2 separate regions of the Homo sapiens genome follow, and region 1 is linked to region 2. Evidence: chromatin loops called from intact Hi-C (ENCODE). Cell type or tissue: body of pancreas. All regions are shown on one strand. Each heading gives the region's core, and the rest is flanking DNA. Links, peaks and the distances in the headings are about the cores only. Region 1 has its middle 18 kb from the start of COX7A1. Region 2 overlaps TBCB (tubulin folding cofactor B).

Evidence for each region. Hi-C counts contacts between places; a loop is a spot of excess contacts. Peaks named below come from ENCODE experiments on the same cell type or tissue, not always from the same donor. Only the 100,000 strongest peaks of a DNase experiment are listed, where the experiment ranks them.
Region 1: a loop joins it to region 2, with 3 times the contacts of the local background. A loop is called at or near these places in 104 of 110 quality-filtered maps.

Annotation. Positions count from the first base shown.
Region 1 is chr19:36,164,504-36,176,000 of GRCh38, reverse strand. No RefSeq gene overlaps it. Among named protein-coding and RNA genes, the nearest start is that of COX7A1, 18 kb to the right of the region's middle. In body of pancreas, for the core only: a CTCF peak has its summit at 5,102 (motif pointing right); a DNase peak (open chromatin) is centred at 5,120; H3K27ac peaks cover 1,061 bases.
Region 2 is chr19:36,115,890-36,123,961 of GRCh38, reverse strand. TBCB (tubulin folding cofactor B) reads right to left here. Exons shown (of 6, transcript NM_001281.3): 2 at 7,778-7,921; 3 at 3,156-3,252; 4 at 2,244-2,435. Among named protein-coding and RNA genes, the nearest start is that of TBCB, 4.5 kb to the right of the region's middle. RefSeq lists an enhancer at 7,764-7,853. In body of pancreas, for the core only: no CTCF peak of the experiment used is centred there; no DNase peak of the experiment used is centred there.

The DNA.
Region 1 (11,497 bases), core at 4,074-6,573, 48 kb before region 2:
GGCCGAGGCAGGCAGATTACTTGAGGTCAGGAGTTCGAGACCAGCCTGGCCAAAATGGTGAAATACTATCTCTAGTAAAAATACAAAAATTAGCCAGGCGTGGTGGCGCGTGCCTGTAATCCTAGCTACTTGGGAGGCTGAGGCAGGAGAATTGCCTGAACCCAGGAGGCGGAGGTTGCAGTGAGCCGAGATCGCGCCACTGCGCTCCAGCCTGGGTGACAAGAGCGAAACTGTCTCAGAAATAATAATAATGAATTGGCTCCCCCAGCATTCTGCCATGGTAGCTGATGCATTTAGATGCAGGTGTGTGTGTGTGTGTGTGTGTGTGTGTGTGTGTGTGTGTGTGTGATGTTTAATGTGTTTCAATCCATTTAAATTGCACCCTCAGTGATGCTCAAATGCCTCCATGTTGGGTGTGGAAGAGCCTCTTCCAGTTGGCTCCTGTGTCCTTTTGCTATGACCCAGTCCTCTTTGATTATTTGCCCCGTCTGCCACCACAAGATGTTCCAAGTTCATCTTGTTCATTTCCTGTCTCTCACCTTTAAGTCGCCATTTTCCAAGGAGCCCTCTTCTTTCCTTTAGGTATTTTGGTACTTTCCCAAATGGCATTTGGAAACCACAATCAGGTTGTTAGGAGTGCTTCCTGCTCCTGGTTGGCCATTTTTAAGATATGTATGCATTTTAAGCCATTCTATAGACATTGCTCAAGTGCCTTCAGGAAGATTATGCAGCTGTACATCTACCTACAGTAGAAGAGATCCCAAAGCCACGCTCATCCAATCCTGGAGAATCATTTATTTTGAATATAGACCATTGAATAGGTGAAAAATGGAAAAGTCACTTTTTGTACATTTGCATTCCTTCAATAATGATTACCATTTGTTCACATATTTGTTGACCATTGGAATTGATTTTAGCACAGTGCCTAAAATATAGTAGGTGCTCAATAAATATTTGTTAATTGAATAAATTACTTGTATGTTCATATCCCTTGTTCATTTAATATGGGGAGGGGTCATATTTTTCTTACTTAAAAGAGCTATTTTTGAAAGGATTACATGTGTATAAAGTTCCTAGCACCATGCCTGATGCATGCATTGCCATTTATGTCTCTGGTGGGTGGCTTTTTTTTTTCTACTTTAAAAGAGAAGGGGCCGGGTGCGGTGACTCACACCTGTAATCCCAGCACTTTGGGAGGCCAAGGTGGGCAGATCACCTGAGGTCAGGAGTTCAAGATCAGCCTGGCCAACATGGTAAAACCCTGTCTCTACTAAAAATTCAAAATTAGCCAGGCGTGGTGGCGTGCACCTGTAATCCTAGCTTCTCGGGAGGCTGAGACAAGAGAATCGCTTGAACCTGGGAGGCAGAGGTTACAGTGAGCCGAGATCGCAGCACTGCACTCCAGCCTGGGTGACAGAGCGAGACTCCGTCTAAAAAAAAAGAGAATAATAAGGAGGTCAGGTGCAGTGTCTCATTCCTATAATCCCAACACTTTGGGAGGGGCCAGTGAAAGGATCGCTTGAGGCCAGGAGTTAAAACCAACCTGGGCAACACAGCAAGACACTATCTCCAAAAAATTTAAAAATTGGCCAGGTGTAGTGGCACACCTATAGTCCCAGCTACTCAGGATGCTGAGGAGGGAGGATCACTTGAGCCCAGGAGTTCGAAGCTGCTGTGAGCTGTGATCCTGCCTCTTGTACTCCAACCTGGGCAACAGAGTGAAACCCTGTCTTAACAAACAAAAAAGAAAAAAAGAAAAAGAAAAAGAGAGAGAAAGAGATAAGGATAAGGAATTTGGCCGGGCATGATGGCTTACGTCTGTAATCCCAGCACTTTGGGAGGCTGAGGCAGGCAGATAGCTTGAGCCCAGGAGTTCAAGACCAGCATACGCAACACGGCAAAACCTCATCTCTACAAAAAATACAAAAATTAGCCAGACGTGCTGGCATGCACCCGTAGTCCCAGCTACTCAGGAGGCTGAGGCGGGAGGACTGCTTGAAACCAGAAGGCTGAGATTGCACCACTGCACTCCAGCCTGGGCAACAGACCAAGACCGTGTCTTAAAAAAAAAAAAAAAAAAAAAGATGTGTATGTGCAGCTCTGCTTCTGCAAGAAGGGCCTAGACTCACCACCTCTTGAGAAGAGAATGGCCACCTCCTCGGGTGTAACTTTTTCGTGCTGGAAGTAACCTGTGTTTGCAGCAGGCTGGGTTTAAGAGTATCTTCCTGTCTTCCATGCATTCCATCGAGGTCAGAGCCAGGGCCTTCTATGGAATTCTGTTGGATGCAGAAAGCACTGGAACTTGAATCTATGTTTACACTTTTGTGCAGAAAACACCAGAACAGCTTCCAATTCTGGAAGGGACATTTTTGGTTCAGTGAAGCCAGGACTTGCTGCTTTGATCATTCAACCTAAGCAGCTGGCTGAGACTGTTCAAGGACTCTGAGAGGTGGCCAAAGACTCAATCCCCTAAAGTGACTGCAACAGACCCCAGTGGTCCTGAAGGCAACTGAAGGCAATGATAGACCTGTGCTTACTGTCAGAATGGAAGAGCCAGACTCTGTTCTTTGAGGTAAGGGAGAGCTTCAAGAAATCGCATTTGGGCCAGATGCGGTGGCTCACACCACTAATCCCAGCACTTTGGGAGGCTGAGCCAGGCAGATCACCTGAGGTCAGGAGTTCGAGACCAGCCAGCCAACATGGCGAAACCCTGTCTCTACTAAAAATCCAAAAATTAGCCGAGTGTGGTGACACACACCTGTAATTCCAGCTACTCAGGATGCTAAAGCACAAGAATTGCTTGACCCAGGAGGCAGAGATTGCAGTGAGCCAAGATCGAAACACTGTGCTCCAGCCTGGGTAATGGAGTGAGACTGTCTAAAAAAAAAAAAAAAAAAAAAAGTAGTAGTCACATTTGACCAGGCACAGTGGCTCACGCCTGTAATCTCAGCACTTCGGGAGGCCGAGACAGGAGGATCACTGGAGCCTGGGAGTTTAAGACCAGCTTGGGCAACATAGTGAGACCCCCATCTCTACAAAAATAAAAATAAAAAAATTAGCTAGGTATGGTGATGTGCACCTGTGGTCCAAGTTACTAGGGAGGCCGAGGTGGGAAGATCACTTGAGCCTGGACATCAAGGCTACAGTGAGCTATGATCACACCACTGAACTCCAGCCTGGGGAACAGAGCAAAACCCTGTCTCAAAAAAAAAAGAAGTCCTCCTGCCTCAGCCTCCTGAGTGGCTGGGACTATCGTGATGTGCCACTATGCCTGGAACAGTATTTATTGATACTGATTTGAACAAGTAATCAAATAATATATTTATGTTTTGAACAAACAAAAAATATTATATGACCCAATGGAAAAAAATGGGTATTGAACCCTGACTGGATATTTAGTTGTATTAAGGAATTCATGTTAATTGTTTAGGTGTGATATGGAGTTGTCTCTTAGAGATAGAATTTGAAGTATTCATGGATGAAAGGATATGATGATGCCTTGGCTTTGATTTAAAAATCCATTGAGGGGAAAAGGTGGGTGGGGTATAGATGAGGCAAGTTTGCTGAGGCTCGGTGATAGGTACAGGGGGTTCATTATTCTACTTGCTGTGTTTTTGTGTGTTTGACATTTCCCATCATTACGAACTGAAATATATTTCCTGAGCACCTACTGTGTGTCAGGCACTGTTCCAGACACTGGAGATCAGCAGGGAACAATACTGAAAAACTCCACGCATTCATGTAGCTGAGATGCTGGCAGGATCATAATAACTAACCTTTTTTTATTTTTTATTATTTATTTATTTATTTTGAGATGGAGTCTGGCTCTTTCACCCAGGCCCAAGTGCAGTGGCGCAATCTCGGCTCACTGCAAGCTCCGCCTCCCGGGTTCACGCCATTCTCCTGCCTCAGCCCCCCAAGTAGCTGGGACTACAGGCACCCGCCACCATGCCTGGCTAATTTTTTGTATTTTTAGTAGAGACAGGGTTTCACCGCATTAGCCAGGATGGTCTCGATCTCTTGACCTCGTGATCCGCCTGCCTCGGCCTCCCAAAGTGCTGGGAGTACAGGCGTGAGCCACCGCACCCGGCCTTATTTTTTATTTTTGAGACAGGGTCACATTCTGTCACCCAGGGTGGAGTGCAGTGGTGCAATCCTGGCTCACTGCAACCTCTGCCTCTCAGGCCCAAGTGATTCCCTCACCTCAGCCTTTCCCAGTAGCTGGGACCACAGGCATGGGCCACCACGCCCAGCTAATTTTTTTATTTTTATTTTTGTTGAGAAGGGATCTCACTGTGTTTCCTAGGCTGGTCTCCAATTCCTGGGCTTCAGTGGTCCTCTTGTCTCAGCCTCCCAAAATGTTGGGATTTCAGGTGTGAGCCACCACACCTGGCCAGGAACAAATTATCCTTTTATTACTGGGAAAGGCTGGGCATGTTTTGGGGGGTGCTCTTGTTGTTGTTGGTCGTGTATGTGTGTGTTGTTTGCTTTTGTATATACATGAACTTTTCCCAGAAAGATACACAAGAAACAAGTAAGTGGCTGGGCGCGGTGGCTCATGCCTGTAATCCCAGCACTTTGGAAGGCCGAGGCGGGCGGATAACCTGCGGTCAGGAGTTTGAGACCAGCCTGACTAACATGGTAAAACTTCCTTCTCTACTAAAAATACAAAAAAAAAAAAAAAAAAAAAGCCGGGTGTGGTGGTGCACGCCTGTAATCCCAGCTGCTCAGGAGGCTGAGGCAGAAGAATCGCTTCAACCCAGGAGGCGGAGGTTGCAGTGAGCCGAGTTCGCACCACTGCACTCCAGCCTGGGCAACAGAGCGAGACTCCATCTCAAAAAAGAAAAAGAAAAAGAAAAAAAGAAAAGAAAAAAAGAAATAACATAGAATAGTTCCCCTGGAAAGAAACCTAGAGTCCCCAGGGAGAGGAAGACCCTGTTTATCCTCATGAATTTTAAACCATGTGACTTTATCATCTGTTCAGCAACTGGGAGAATAAAAACTAAAAATTTTGAATAGCAAGTTCTAAAATACCAAGAATGGTTAGAGTATGGGAAGGACCAGGTGGAAAGGGCAGTTGTTTCTGTGCCCGCCACAAGATGGCAGCAGAGCGGCACCAAAGTCCGCCCGAGGGCAGGTCCCCTTCCCACCTACAACCCGCAACTCCTGTGGTCTTCCCACCCGCTGTGTGATTGTGGCAGGGCTGAACCATCCACACATTCTACACTCGCAGAAACTGAGATAATAAATAAGTATTGTTCTGAACTGCGTGGCCGGGCACCGTGGCTCATGCCTGTAATCACAGCACTTTGAGAAGGTGAGGCTGGCGGATCACCTGAATTTAGGAGTTCGAGACCAGCCTGGCCAACATGGCGAAATCCCATCTCTACTAAAAATACAAAAATTAGCAGGGCGTGGTGGCGGGCGCCTGTAATCCCAGCTAGTCGGGAGTCTGAAGCAGGAGAATCGCTTGAATCCGGGAGGCGGAGGTTGCAGTGAGCCAAGATCGTGCCACTGCACTCCAGCCTGGGCGACAGAATGAGACTCCCTCTCAAGAGAAAGTCAACTGAACTGCTACATTTGGGGGTAAAATTTGTTACTTAGCAATAGATAGCTAATACACTATACATCACACCATGCCACCAAAAAAAAAAAATGAGTATGTGTTTATGTGTTTCTAAGATATAAGGACTCTTTTTTTTTTTTTTTTTTGAGACATAGTTTCACTCTGTCACCTCACCCAGGCTGGAGTGAGACCTTGTCTAAAAAAAAAAAAAAAAAAAAAAGTCATAAATTTTAAAATATTTGTTTATATCAAGATCCAAATAAGACCCCTATATTGAGATCCGTTGGTATGTAAATTCTGTTTTTATTTATTTATTTATTTATTTATTTTGAGACGGAGTCTTGCCCAGGCTGGAGTGCAGTGGCTCGATCTCACCTCACTGCAACCACCACCTCCCAGGTTCAAGCAATTCTCCTGCCTCAGCCTCCTGAGTAGCTAGGGTTATAGGCACCCGCCACCATGCCCGGCTAATATTTTTGTATTTTTAGTAGAGACGAGATTTCACCATGTTGGCCAGGCTGATTTTGAACTCCTGACCTCAAGTGATCCATCCGCCTTAGCTTCCCAAAGTGCTGGGATTACAGGCGTGAGCCACCATGCCTGGCAATTCTGTGTTCTTTAAACCACATATGTTGGTGCTTTTTTGTTCTAGCAGCTAAGTCCTCATGTAAACCGATACAGAGCAGCAGAGATGGCATCCCCCAGCTGGCCATTTATACTGAGTTTGAGCTCATTTGTCCCGCAAGTTGACAAAACCATTCCTAAATGAGACCTGTGCTATGGCAGCAGCAGTTTTTGTTTTGTTTTGTTTAGAGACAAGGACTCGCTCTGTCGCCCAGGCTGGGATTACAGGCGTGAGCCCCTGTGCCAGCTGCTTCATTGTTTTTGATATGGAGATATTGTTCCAGACTTCCTGGCACCTTGGAGCTTAATCCAGGAAACTTGTCCAGGCTGTAACCAAAGACTTTGTGTTGAGATAAGAGAAATTTTATTACTCTCTCAGAGTCGGAGCAATTAACTAGATAATGATTACAGCTGTATACACGGAGAACAGAGAAGAGATGGGTGCAGTGAGCCAGAAGCGAGAAGATGATGGTGGGCAGGAACTGGGGAAGGTGCTGGGGAGGAGAAATGGGTGGAATGAGACCCGGGATTCCCTCCCAGGAACTGGGATTGGAGGGTGATGGTAGGGAGCAGTGCGGAAGGTCCAGGCAGTTTGCCATGCCAGGCCCTATCCATGAGTGGCAAACTCAAATGCCTACAAGGACCATGCCAGAAATAGGAGTAAGTGAAATAGATGGAAGACAATAGGGGTTGGTGGGGACTTTGGTGAAGCAGAAATGCATGTCCCTATGTCAATTAGCTTTTGTTATATTAAAAAACACCCAAGGCCAGGTGCGGTGCCTCACCCCTGTAATTCCCAGCACTTTGGGAGGCCAAGGCCGGTGGATCACTGGAGGCCAGGAATTTGAGACTAGCATGGCCAACATAGTGAAACCCCATCTCTATTAAAAATACAAAAATTAGCTGGGCATGGTGGCACATGCCTGTAATCCCAGCTGCTCGGGAGGCTGAGGCAGGAGAATTGCTTGAACCTGGGAGGTGGAGGTTGCAGTGAGCCAAGACCGCACCACTGCACTCAAGCCTGGGAGACAGAATGAAACTGTTTCAAAAAACAAACAAAAACAGGCCTGGCACGGTGGCTCACGCCTGTAATCCCCGCACTGTGGGAGGCCGAGGCAGGTGGATCACCCGAGGTCTGGAGTTCGAGACCAATCTGGCCAACATGAGGAAACCCTGTCTCTATTAGAAATACAAAAAATTAGCCGGGCGTGGTGGCAGGCACCTGTAATCCCAGCTACTGGAGAGGCCTGAGGCAGGAGAATCACTTGAATCCAGGAGGTGGATGTTGCAGTGAGCTGAGATCGCACCACTGCGCTCCAGCCTGGGCAACAAGAGCGAAACTCTGTCTCAAAAACACCGCCACCCAAAACAGTGGTTTAAAATAATAAGCATCACGGCCAGGCAAGGTGGCTCTCTCCTGTAATCCCAGCACTTTGGGAGGCTGAGGTAGGCAGATCACTTTAGCTCAAGAGTTCGAGATCAGCCTGGGCAACATGGCGAAATCCCATCTCTTTAAAAATACAAAAGTTAGCCAGGTGTGGTGGCCCATGCCTGTGATCCCAGCTACTCGGGAGGCTGAGGTGGAAGGGTCATTTGAACCCAGGAGGTGGAGGTTGCAGTGAGCCAAGATTGCACCACTGCACTCCAGCCTGGACGGCAGGGCAAGACCGTGTCTTGAAAAAATGAATAAATAAATAAATAAGCGTGTCAAAAAAGAATAACTTGAGGAATGACTGTGGGCTATTGTAAACATAATCAGATAGTTATTCTAATTGTAGCTGCTGTACCAGATGTAATATGCTTGCTGGAACAAATCAACAGAATCTGGTATTGGTATGCAGCTATTAACCTGCCTAATGCCTTTTTCTCCATATCAATTTTCAAGGACCACCAGAAGCAGTTTGCTTTTAATTGGCAGACCCAACAGTATACCTTGAGAGTGGTATTTCCAGGCTACAGCAGTTCTCCTGCTCTTTGCCCCAATATTGTCCACTAAATCTTGATCATTTTGACATTTCACAAGCCATCACATCGGTCTGCTACAAGAATGACATTATGCTGATTGGTCCTGACGAGCAACAAATAGCAAGTACTTTAAATGCTTTAGTAAGGTATGTACGAATGAGAAAATTGGAGAAAGTCACCATCAAAATTCAGCGACCCCCTCCCACCTCAGTGAAGTTTTGGGGGGTTACAGGGGAAGAAAAATATATATATTTTTGAGACAGAGTCTCACTCTGTCGCCCAGGCTGGAGTACAGTGGCACAATCTCGGCTCACTGCAACCTCTGCCTCCCGGGTTCAAGCAAGTCTCCTGCCTCAGTCTCCCGAGTAGCTCAGATTACAGGCGCGTGCCACCATGCCCATCTAATTTTTTGTAGTTTTAGTAGAGATGGGGTTTCACCATGCTGGCTAGGCGGGTCTCGAAATCCTGAGCTTGTAATATGCCCGCCTCGGCCTCCCAAAGTGCTGGGATTACAGGTGTAAGCCACCATGCCTGGCTTTTTTTTTTTTTTTTTTTTTGAGATAGAGTCTCACTCTGTTGCCCAGGCTGGAGTGAAGTGGCGCGATCTCGGCTCACTGCAACCTCCGTCTCCTGGGTTCAAGTGATTCTCCTGCCTCAGCCTCCCAAGTAGTGGGACTACAGGTGTATGCCACCACACCCAGCTAATTTTTGTATTTTTAGTAGAGACGGGATTTCGCCATGTTATCCAGGCTGGTCTTGAACTCCTGACCCCAGGTAATCCACCTGCCTCGGCCTCCCAAAGTGCTGGGATTACAGGCATGAGCCATGGTGCCTGGCCTGAAAAATATTTTTTCTTTAATCCTCATAAGTTCCTAGTTGGAATGTACCCCTGTAACAAAAGATAATAAGAGAAAAACAAACAGAAGCTTATTAACATGTATATTTCTTATACACATGGGAGACACCCAGGGAATGAGTAGTTCTCAAAGAGGTGGCTTCGAATTCCAGCTTATACAGCGTCTTCAACAAAAAGCATAAAATTTTTAGAGAAATTATAGAACAAAGGAAAAGGGGTAGTAACTTGTGAGAAGCCAAATAAAAGCAGAGGAAGCCTAGTTTGAAAACTTGTTGGCCCGGCATGGCGGCTCACGCCTGTAATCCCAGCACTTTGGGAGGCCGAGGCAGGCAAATCATCTGTGGTCAGGAGTTCAAGACCAGCCTGGCCAACATGGTGAAACCCGTCCCTACTAAAAATACAAAAAAAACAAAGCAAAACAAAAAAAGCTGAGCACGGTGGTGGCGCCTGTAATCCCAGCTACTCACGAGGCTGAAGGAGGAGAATCGCTTGAACCCGGGAGGCGAAGGTTGCAGTGAGCCGAGATTACACCACTGCACTCCAGCCTGGGCAACGGAGTGAGACTCTGTCTCAACAAAAAAAAAAGAAAACTCGTTAATGTAGATTCCTCTGGTACCATCTCCAGTCTGATAAGGATCTAAAATTATCTTCAGGCCAGGCACAGTGGCTCATGCCTATAATCTCAGCCCTTCAGAGGCTCAGGCGGGAGGATTGTTTGAGCCCAGGAGTTAGAGACCAGCCTGGACAATAGAGTAGGACCTCATCTCTATAAAATTAGCCGGGCATGGTGGTCCACAACTGTTGTCCCAGCTATTCAGGAGGTTGAGATTGGAGGATCACTTGAGCCCAGGATGTTGAAGCTGCTGAGCTGTGATTTTATCACTGCGCTTCAGTCTGGGTGACAAAGTGAGACCCTGTCTCAAAAAGGAAGGAAAGAGGGAAAGGAGGGAGGGAGGGAAATAAAGATATCTTTTCTACTTTTTTTTTTTTTTTTTTTTTGGAGATGGAGTGTCGCTCTGTCACCCAGGCTAGAGTGCAGTGGCATGATCTCGGCTTACTGCAACCTCCATCTCTGGGGTTCAAGCAATTCTGCCTCAGCCTCCCAAGTAGCTGGGACTACAGGCGCACAGCAGCACACCCAGCTAATTTTTTGTATTTTAGTAGAGAAGGGGTTTCACTTTGTTGCCCAGGCTGGTCTCGAACTCCTGAGCTCAGGCAATCCGCCTGCCTGGGCATCCCAAAGTGCTGGGATTTCGGGCATGAGCCACCACACCCAGCAAGAAAGAAAGATATTTTTTCTTTTCTTCTTCTTTTTTTTTTGAGACGGAATTTCACTCTTGTTGCCCAGGCTGGAATGCAATGGCACCATCTCGGCTCACCGCAACCTCCACCTCCCAGGTTCAAGCGATTCTCCTGCCTCAGCCGGCTGAGTAGCTGGGATTCCAGGCATGCGCCACCACGCCTTGCTAATTTTGTATTTTTAGTAGAGACTGGGGTTTCTCCATGTTGGTCAGGCTGGTCTCGAACTCCCGACCTCAGGTGATCCGCCGCCTCGGCCTCCCAAAGTGCTGGGATTACAGGCGTGAGCCACTGCGCCCGGCCAAGAAAGATATCTTTTCTAAGGTGAAAGACAAGTTGCTGCAAGTTGCAGTACCTACCACAAAGAAAGAAGTACAATGGTCGGTAGGTTTTTTTATTTGGGAGGCAACATTGAGTATGCTGTTTTGACCCATCTGCAAAATCACCCAGAAGGCTGCATGCTTTGAGTGGAGACCAGAGCAAGAGAAGGCAATAGGGTAAGAGGAGGCTGCAGTAGAAGCTGCTCTTTTTTAAAATTTTTTTTTTTGAGACGAAGTCTCACTCTGTCGCCCAGGCTGGAGTGCAGGGGCACGATCTCAGCTCACTGCAACCTCCCAGGCTGGAGTGCAGTGGTGTGATATCAGCTCACTGCAACCTCCGCTTCCCGGTTTCAAGAGATTCTCCTGCCTCAGCTTCCCAAGTAGCTGGGACTACAGGCATGCGCCACCACACCCAGCTAATTTTTTATTTTTAGTAGAGACGGGGTTTCACCATGTTGGTCAGGCTGGTCTTGAACTGCTGACCTCAGGTGATCTGCCCGCCTCAGCCTCCCAAAGTGCTGGGATTACAGGAGTGAGCCACCACACCCAGCCAAAAATTTTTTTTTTTTTGAGTCGGAGTCTCACTCTGTCCCCTAGGCTGGAGTGCAGTGGCGCGATCTCGGCTCACTGCAAGCTGCGCCTCCCGGGTTCACACCATTCTCCTGCCTCAGCCTCCCGAGTAGCTGGGACTACAGGTGCCCACCACCACGCCCGGCTAATTTTTTGTATTTTTAGTAGAGACGGGGTTTCACCGTGTTAGCCAGGATGGGCTCGATTTCCTGACCTCGTGATCTGCCCATCTCGGCCTCCCAAAGTGCTGGGATTACAGGCGTTGAGCCACCGTGCCGGCTTTTGAAGCTGCTTTAC
Region 2 (8,072 bases), core at 12-2,511:
AGTGTTACCATGTGGCCCAGGGATTCCACTCCTAGGCACAGAGAAATGAAAACAAATGTCCACATAAAAATGTATTTTTTATTTTTTGAGATGGAGTCTTGCATGGTTGCCCAGGCTGGAGTGCAGTGGTGTGATCTTGGCTCACTGCAACCTCCGCCTCCCAGGCTCAAGCGATTCTCCTGCCTCAGCCTTCCGGGTAGCTGCGATCACAGGCACCCGCCACCACGCCCAGTTAATTTTTGAATTTTTAGTAGAGATGGGGTTTCACCATGTTGGCCAGGCTGGTCTCAAAATTCCTGATCTCAGGTGATCTGCCCACCTTGGCCTCCCAAAGTGCTGGAATTACAGGCATGAGCCACCATGCCCAGCCACACAGAAATTTATAAAAGAATGTTCAGGCCTAGCATGGTGGCTCACACCTGTAATCCCAGCACTTTGGGAGGCTGAAGCAGGACGATCACTTGAGCGGGAAGAGTTTGAGACCAGCCTGGGCCACATGGCGAAATCCCATCCTACAAAAAAAACCACAAAACTTTAGCCGGGGGTGGTGATGAGTACCTGTATTCCCAGCTACTCAGGAGGCCGAGGTGGGAGGATGGCTTGAGCCCAAGAGGTTAAGGCTGAAATGGCCGAGATTGTGCCACTGCATTCCAGCCTGGGCAATAGCCAGATGCTGTCTCAAATTAGAAAAAAAAAAAAAAAAAAAAGAAGAAGGTTCATAGCAGCATTATTCATAATAGCCAAAAAGTGGAAATGACCCTAATGTCCACTAACTGGTGACTGGATACACTGTGGTCTAGGCGCTCAATGCAGGACTATTTGGCAACAGTGTGGCACTGACACAGGCATGCCACGGATGAAACTTGAAAGCATTCTGCTCAGTGGAAGGCGCCAGTTACAAAAGGCCACAGACTGCATGATCCTATTCCTATGAAACATCCAGAATCGGCAAATTAGAGACAGACGTAAATTAGTGGCTGAAGACGACTGGGGGATGGGTACACACAGGCATAAAGACGGAAATACCAGACAGTGGGGATGCCAGAAACAGGAGGGTGGTGAGGGTTGAAAAATTATCTGTTGGGTACGATGTTCACAATTTGGGTCATGGGTACACTAGAAGCCCGGTCCCCACCCACTAGCAGGCAACACACCCATGTAACAATACATATATGTACCCCGTGTATCTTTTTTTTTTTTTTTTTTTGGAGACAGGGTCTCCCTCTGTCACCCAGGCTGCAGTGCAGTGGTGCGATCATAGCTCACTGCAGCCTCAACTCCCGGGCTCAAGCCATCCTCCCACCTCAGCCTCCCAAGTAGCTGGGGCACCTATAGGTGCTCACCACCACAACTGACAAAAGTTTTGTGGGATTTTTTTTTTTTTTTTTTTGTAGAGACAGGGTCTCATTATGTTGCCCAGGCTGGTCTCAAATTCCTGGGTTCAAGTGATCCTCCTGTCTCAGCCTCCCAAAGTGCTGGGATTACAGGTGTGAGCCACTGCACCCAGCCTTTTTTTTGAGACTGGGTCTTTCTCTGCTGCCCAGGCTAGGGTGCAATGACACAATCATAGCTCACTGTAACCTCCAACTCCGGGGCTCAAGCAAGCCTCCCACCTTGTTCTCCCAAAGTGCTGAGTTTACAGGCGTGAGCCATCATGCCTAGCCTGTTCTTTTTAAAAAAATCCACACTGCTCTCCACTGTGACGCCGCCCTGCCCATGCCCCTGACTACACTTCTCCCCTCTCCTCCCGCTCCCCTTCCCCAGGTGGACCTCCTGCGCTCTGCTCACCTGCACCCGCTACTCCTTCTGGCGGGAACTCTTCCTCCCTTTTCACCTGGCTGCTGCCTCCTTTCCTTCAGATGCTCCCAGCCTCCAGGTGCTTCCTCTGGGCTCACACAGCCCCCTGTGTTCCCTCACTCCTGCCTTGGTCACGCCGCCCGTTTCCCCACCGCGACTGACACTGCCCCACGCTTCGAAGCGCACAGGCCGCGTGCCTCTGGCTTCTGCTTCCTCCCTCGCTGGACAGATCACTCCGCCTGCGCCTCCCACTTCCCTCCACAAACACTCTGGGCCGTCAGTGTCGGCAGATGGTTCCGTCACCTCCAGGGACTGAGATCGTTTCGAGTCCCCCCCAACCCCGCGCCCCTAGGCAGAGCGTGGTCTCCGAGGCTCCACTGTGCCCCCAACATTTCCTCCCGGCCTTGGAGCCCTGGAGCCCGGGACCGGGCCCGCGAGCCACGCACCTACATACATGACGGTGCCCCGGCGAGGGGATTGTCCCGCCGCCCGCACCTCACAGCGGCTGCCCACGGGGATGGAGCTGGCCTGGGCCTTCTCCTCGGCCAGGCGCTGGGCGGCCTCGGCCTCCTGCTGAGCCCGCTCCTCCTCGTTGTACCGGCCGAGCTTGCTGCGCTTCAGGAAAGAGCGGACCGTGTCTGTGGGCAGAGGGGGCTGGGGTCAGTTGGGGTGTCGGCCGGGCCTAACAGGATGACGCTCCACCCACGAGGGGCCCACGTTCACGGAGGAACTCTCTCTTCCAGGTGACAAAGGGCTGTCACCCAAGCCCCAGGTCTCCCACCACAGCCTTAGCCTCTCCCAGGACTCCTAGGCCCCCCAACTCCACAATCGTAAATGGAAGGGGTGCCGCCTGCACCCCTCACTACAGGACCCATGGTCTCTCACCCCTTCAGCGCACATCTGCCTTCATCATCCGCCTTCCTCCTCCGCCCTCCTCCGGCCCTGAGGCCCCCGGTCTCCCCCAACACTCGATCCGTCCCAGGCGCCCTCACTGACCGCCACCCTGTCCACTCGCATTCCACCTGTCCTGCCCTCCACACCCCGTCCGACCGCCCCATGCCCCCATCTGACCCTGACAACACCCAGCCCCCACACCTACCCCTCAACTCCCTCCACTTTCCCAGCCCTCCCCCGACCACGTCTGACTGCCCATACCCCTGACACCTCCCGGCCCTCATTCCCACCCCAGGCCTCCGTCTGTCCCCACTCCCAGCCTCACCCCTATATCCTCCCAAGCTCTCGGCCCCCCGTCTACACCACTGGCCTCCCTGCAGGGGCCCTGTCTAACCTGCCCGCCCTCATACCTGCACATACTCCCTCTGGCCCCCACGCACCCCTCGACGCCCACCTGCCCGTACCTTGCCTCTGGTCGTAGGCTTCTTGTGAGATCGTGTACTTCTCCACCCGGGACACGTCCTCATACTCACCAAGGCGGGCGCCACTGTGGTCAATGACCTGTGTGAGGGGAGGGGCTCCGTGGGGATCAGGGTCTGGCCAGGGAGGCCTGGGTGCTGGGTGCAGGGACTTCAGTGTCTCCATCTGGGAAAAACGCATCTCCCTCCCTCGCCTGTACTGCAGCCTTCTCTTCTCTCCTGAGCCCAGCGGAAGGGAGAAGTAGCTACGTACACTGGCCACCTCCCCTTCCTCACCCCCATCCAAGCTCCCAGAGGCTGCCTCTGTCCCCAGAAGTTCCCCGCTTGCTGGCATCAACATCGCCAAGGGCCCCAAAGTCACAGAGTCCAACCGGCAGAGCTCAGGCCTTGCCCACAGCCCTGTGCACAGCGCATCTCCTCGATGGGCCTCTGGGACTCTCCTAAGCTGGCCCCAACCTCAGGCCCCAGAGCATCTCTTCCTGTTCTGCCCCCACTATTCATTCATTCATTGGTTTCCGAGCTCCCAGGGGCCCAGCTGGGCCTCATGCTGGGGACTCAGTGTAAACACAGACGCACTCTGCCCTCAGGCTGTGCTCATTGTGCAGGGAGAAGGCCAACCACAAACAAAGGAACAGGTACCTATGAAACACTGGAGGATGGCTATGGAGAAAAATATGACAGGGAAGAGGCTTAAGGAGCATGGGAGGGTAGGCTTCCCAAAAGAGGGGATGTTTCAGCCAAGGCTGGAAAGATGAGCAAGAACGGCAGGTGCAGACGGCCAGAGGTAGAAATGTCCTTCACGCTCTAGAGTGGGTGGTGCGGGTGGGGTGGAGCGAGCCAGAGGGAGAGTGGAAGACACAAGGGACTGCTGGAGACTTTGGGTTTTTTTTTTTTTTTTGACGGAGTCTCGCTCTGTCACCCAGGCTGGAGTGTGGTGGTGTGATCTCAGCTCACGGAAACCTCTGCCTCACTGCAAATTCAAGTGATTCTCCTGCCTCAGCCTCCCGGGCAGCTGAAACTATAGGCACACACCACCACACCCGGCTAATTTTTGTATTTTTAAGTAGAGACGACATTTTGCCATGCTGGTCAGGCTGGTCTAGAACTCCTGACCTCAAGTGATCTTCCCACCTCAGCCTCCCAATGTACTGGGTGGGATTACAGGCACGATCCACCGCACCTGGCCTAGACTTTGGTTTTTATCTGGAGCGAAGTGCCACCAGGGCAGGGCTCTGAGCTAGGAGGGCCCTGGCCTGACTCAGGTGGTCCCAGGCTCCCTCTGGCTGAGATGGGGAGCGGGGAGGCCAGGGAGGAAGCTGCCGGGATGGCGAGGTTGGGGGAAGGATGGAGGCTGGACCAGGGTCAGGGAAGTTTTTGTAGGTGGAGCCGAGAGGATTTGATGAGAGTGGATGTGGGGGTGAGGGAGAGAGCGGGCCCAAGGAACACCCTGAGGTGTCTGGCCTAAGCCACTGGGCTAACATGGCAAAATAGGAATGGCCTTTACCTCCGGATGAAGCGTCACTGAGAATTTCTGTTGAGAATTTTCACAAATTTGAAGTTCTGTTATTTTAAACAATGAATATGGGTGATATTTATAAAGAGAAAAAGAATTTTAGAAAATGTAAAAATTCCCCAGTGGCTCCACTCTGGAACACCTTCCTTGAGTGGCCTGGGAGGTCTGTGTGTACCTGAACCGCCTGTTATGAAACCTGCTCAAAGATGCCACTGCCTATGAGGTGCCTATGAACACCCGCACCCCTTAGCTTCAGCTGCCCAGGGTGGCCCAAAGGCTCAGTCCTGTGCACCCAGCAGAGGCCTGACCCACAGCTCCAGACCTCGTCCCCTCATCAGGACTCTCACAGCAGCCCCTTCCTGGTCTCCCTACTCTTCCTGTCCTCCACCACCTGTTCCCCACACACAGCCAGAGGGGGCCTGTGAACACCTGAGCCAGGTCAGGGTCCTCCCCAGCTTCCACAGTGTTTGGCCACAGAAGTGGCCTGTCTTAATCCCCACCGCGCTCCCTCCCACCTTGGAGTGTTTGCTGGGTTGTGCCCCACTCCTAGGGCACCCCTTCCCCATCTTCAGTTAACCTTTTTTTTTTTTTTTTTTTTAAAGATAGGATCTCACTCTATCATCCAAACTGGAGTGCAGTGGTGTGATCTCAGCTCACTGCAACTTCCAGCTCCTGGGTTCAAGTGATCCTCCTGCCTCAGCCTCCTGAGTAGCTAGGATTACAGGCATCTGCCACCACGCCCAGCTAATTTCTGTATTTTTAGGAGAGACGGGGTTTCACCGTCTCGAACTCCTGACCTTAAGTGATCTGTCCACCTCAGCCTCCCAAGGCACTGGGATTACAGGCGTGAACCACCATGCCCGACCAATTCTTTTTATTCTTCTCGTCTCTGCTCCAGCAGCACCACCTCCAGGATGTCCTCCCAGACGTCACTGATGCATCAGGTACCCCAGGATAGGGTCTCCCAGCTTCATGATCTCCTACACAACCCTTGTCTCCCCTGACCCTTCACATTCAGTCCTCTGGCCATTTAGCCAACATCTGCCTCATACACTAGAACTTCTCAGATGCAGTCATAATGAAACCCCTGGCACAACACAGATGGGGAATGAACAGTTAATCAACGAGAGAAAAAAGAAGCAGTTCTCTCTAGAGTCATGTAGACTGGGGCCAAAATGCTACTGACAGTTCATCCTTAAGAAAGTAGATTCTGGGCCGGGTGCGGTGGCTCATGCCTGTAATCCCAGCACTTTGGGAGGCCGAGGTGGGCGGATTACCTGAGGTCAGGAGTTCGAGACCAGTCTGACTAACATGGTGAAACCCCGTCTCTACTAAAAATACAAAAATTACCCTGGTGTAGTGGCGGGCATCTGTAATCCCACCTACTCGGGAGGCTGAGGCAGGAGAATCGCTTGAACCGGGGAGGCGGAGGTTGCAGTGAGCCGAGATCATGCCACTGCACGCCAGCCTGGGAGACAGAGCAAGACTCTGTCTCAAAAAAAATAAAAAATAAATAAATAAACTCCACCCTGAAGCTAAATTTTCTCTTCTGCAAAATGGGGATAATTACATTATCCTTGTGGTCTTACTTTATGGATTCAATTCATCATTCAACAATGATTCACAGGGCTGGGCGTGGTGGCTCATGCCTGTAATCCCAGCACTTTGCGAGGCTGAGGTGGGCAGATCACTTGAGGTCAGGAGTTCAAGACCAGCCTGGCCAACATGGTGAAACCCCAACTCTACTTAAAATACAAAATTACAAAATTAGCCAGGCGTGGTGGTGCACACCTGTAATCCCAGCTACTTGGGAGGCTGAGGCAGGAGAATAGCTTGAACCCAGGAGACAGAGGTTGCAGTGAGCTGAGATCACACCACTGCATTCCGGCCTGGGGAACAAGGGCAAAACTCTGTCTCGAACAAAACAAAACAAAAAACGATTCACGGACTATCCTCCCTGTCCCAGGCACTATTCCAAGTACTGGGGACACAGTAGTGAATTATAGTGATCAAAATTTCCACCCTCAGGGCACTCGAATCCAGGGAGACAGAGAGTAAATAAACCAGATGAGAGAAATCCAGAGTGTGTCAGAGGAGAATTACTTGTAAACACAAAAATCTAAAATAAAGCAAAGAAGGGGAAAGGAATGAGGTAAACGTTAACACTGAGGCCGGTGAAGACTTCACTAGAATACTGACACTTTAAATTAAGACAGGAAGGAAGGGTGAGGCACGCAGGCATATGACAAAAGAACCATTCAGGCCCAGGATCCAGAGGCCGAGCTCACCTGGACTGTGCAAGGAGCAATGTGGCTGCTACAGACTGAGTGAGGTCGGGAGGGAATAAGGACAGAAAGGGGCTGGGCTTGGTGGCTCACGCCTGTAATCCCAGCACTTTAGTAGGCCAAGGTGAGCTGATCACTTGAGGTCAGGAGTTCCAGACCAGCCTGGCCAACATGGCAAAAACCCATCTCTACTAAAAATACAAAAATTAGCTGGGTGGGCACCTGTAATCCCAGCTACTCGGGAGGCTGGGGCACAAGGATCACTTGAACCCAGGAGGTGAAGGCTGCAGTGAGCCCGATAGTGCCACTGCACTCCATTCCAGGTTGGGTGACAGAGTGAGACTCTGTCTCAAAAAAAGACAGAAAGGATGTACTGAGTGGATGCACAAAGAGATCCTGTGTTCTGGTTTCTCCCAAGCTGTCCAGCCTGGTCGCTCACTGTGACCTACCTCACATTCTAGGCCTCTGTACACCCTGCTCCCTCCTTTCCACCTCTTTCTCTTAAGTCACCCTTTCCTCATCCCTCAGCTCAGACATCCCTTCCTCCAGGAAGCCCTCTCTGATTCTCCCAGGTGGAGTCAGGCACCTCTTCTTGGTGGCTCCAGTCCCCTGGGATTTCCTGATCCCAGCCCAGACCACTCTAGGCTGTCCCTGTCTAATGATGGGTCTGTCTCTCGTCAGGCTGCACTGGAGGCTCCACGAAGGCAGGACCTATCTCGGGTATGACTGAGGGCAAAGCCCAGCAAGTGTCTGTTGAATAACCAAATGAAAGGTGGGGTGGGGGAGTGTCCCAGATAGAGAGTCCTCACGTGGATGCGGCAGCCGTCATCTACAGGGTAGGAGCCCAGGAGCGCATCCTCTTGATCCAGCTTGCTGTAGAACTTGTCGTCAACTCCATACAGCTCCAGTTCCATGCAGGAAGCAGGGCTGCCCACCAGCAACTCCAGTTTACACTGTGAGGAGGAGGCAGGGTGAGAAGAAGGAGGCCACGGAGGCCCCGCCCCTTGCATCAATGACCATCGCCACGTCCCTTTTCCTCCAAAAGACCCCCCAGTCAGGACGCACGGGGCCGCAATCCAGCCCCTCGCCTCTTGCCCCCGCCCT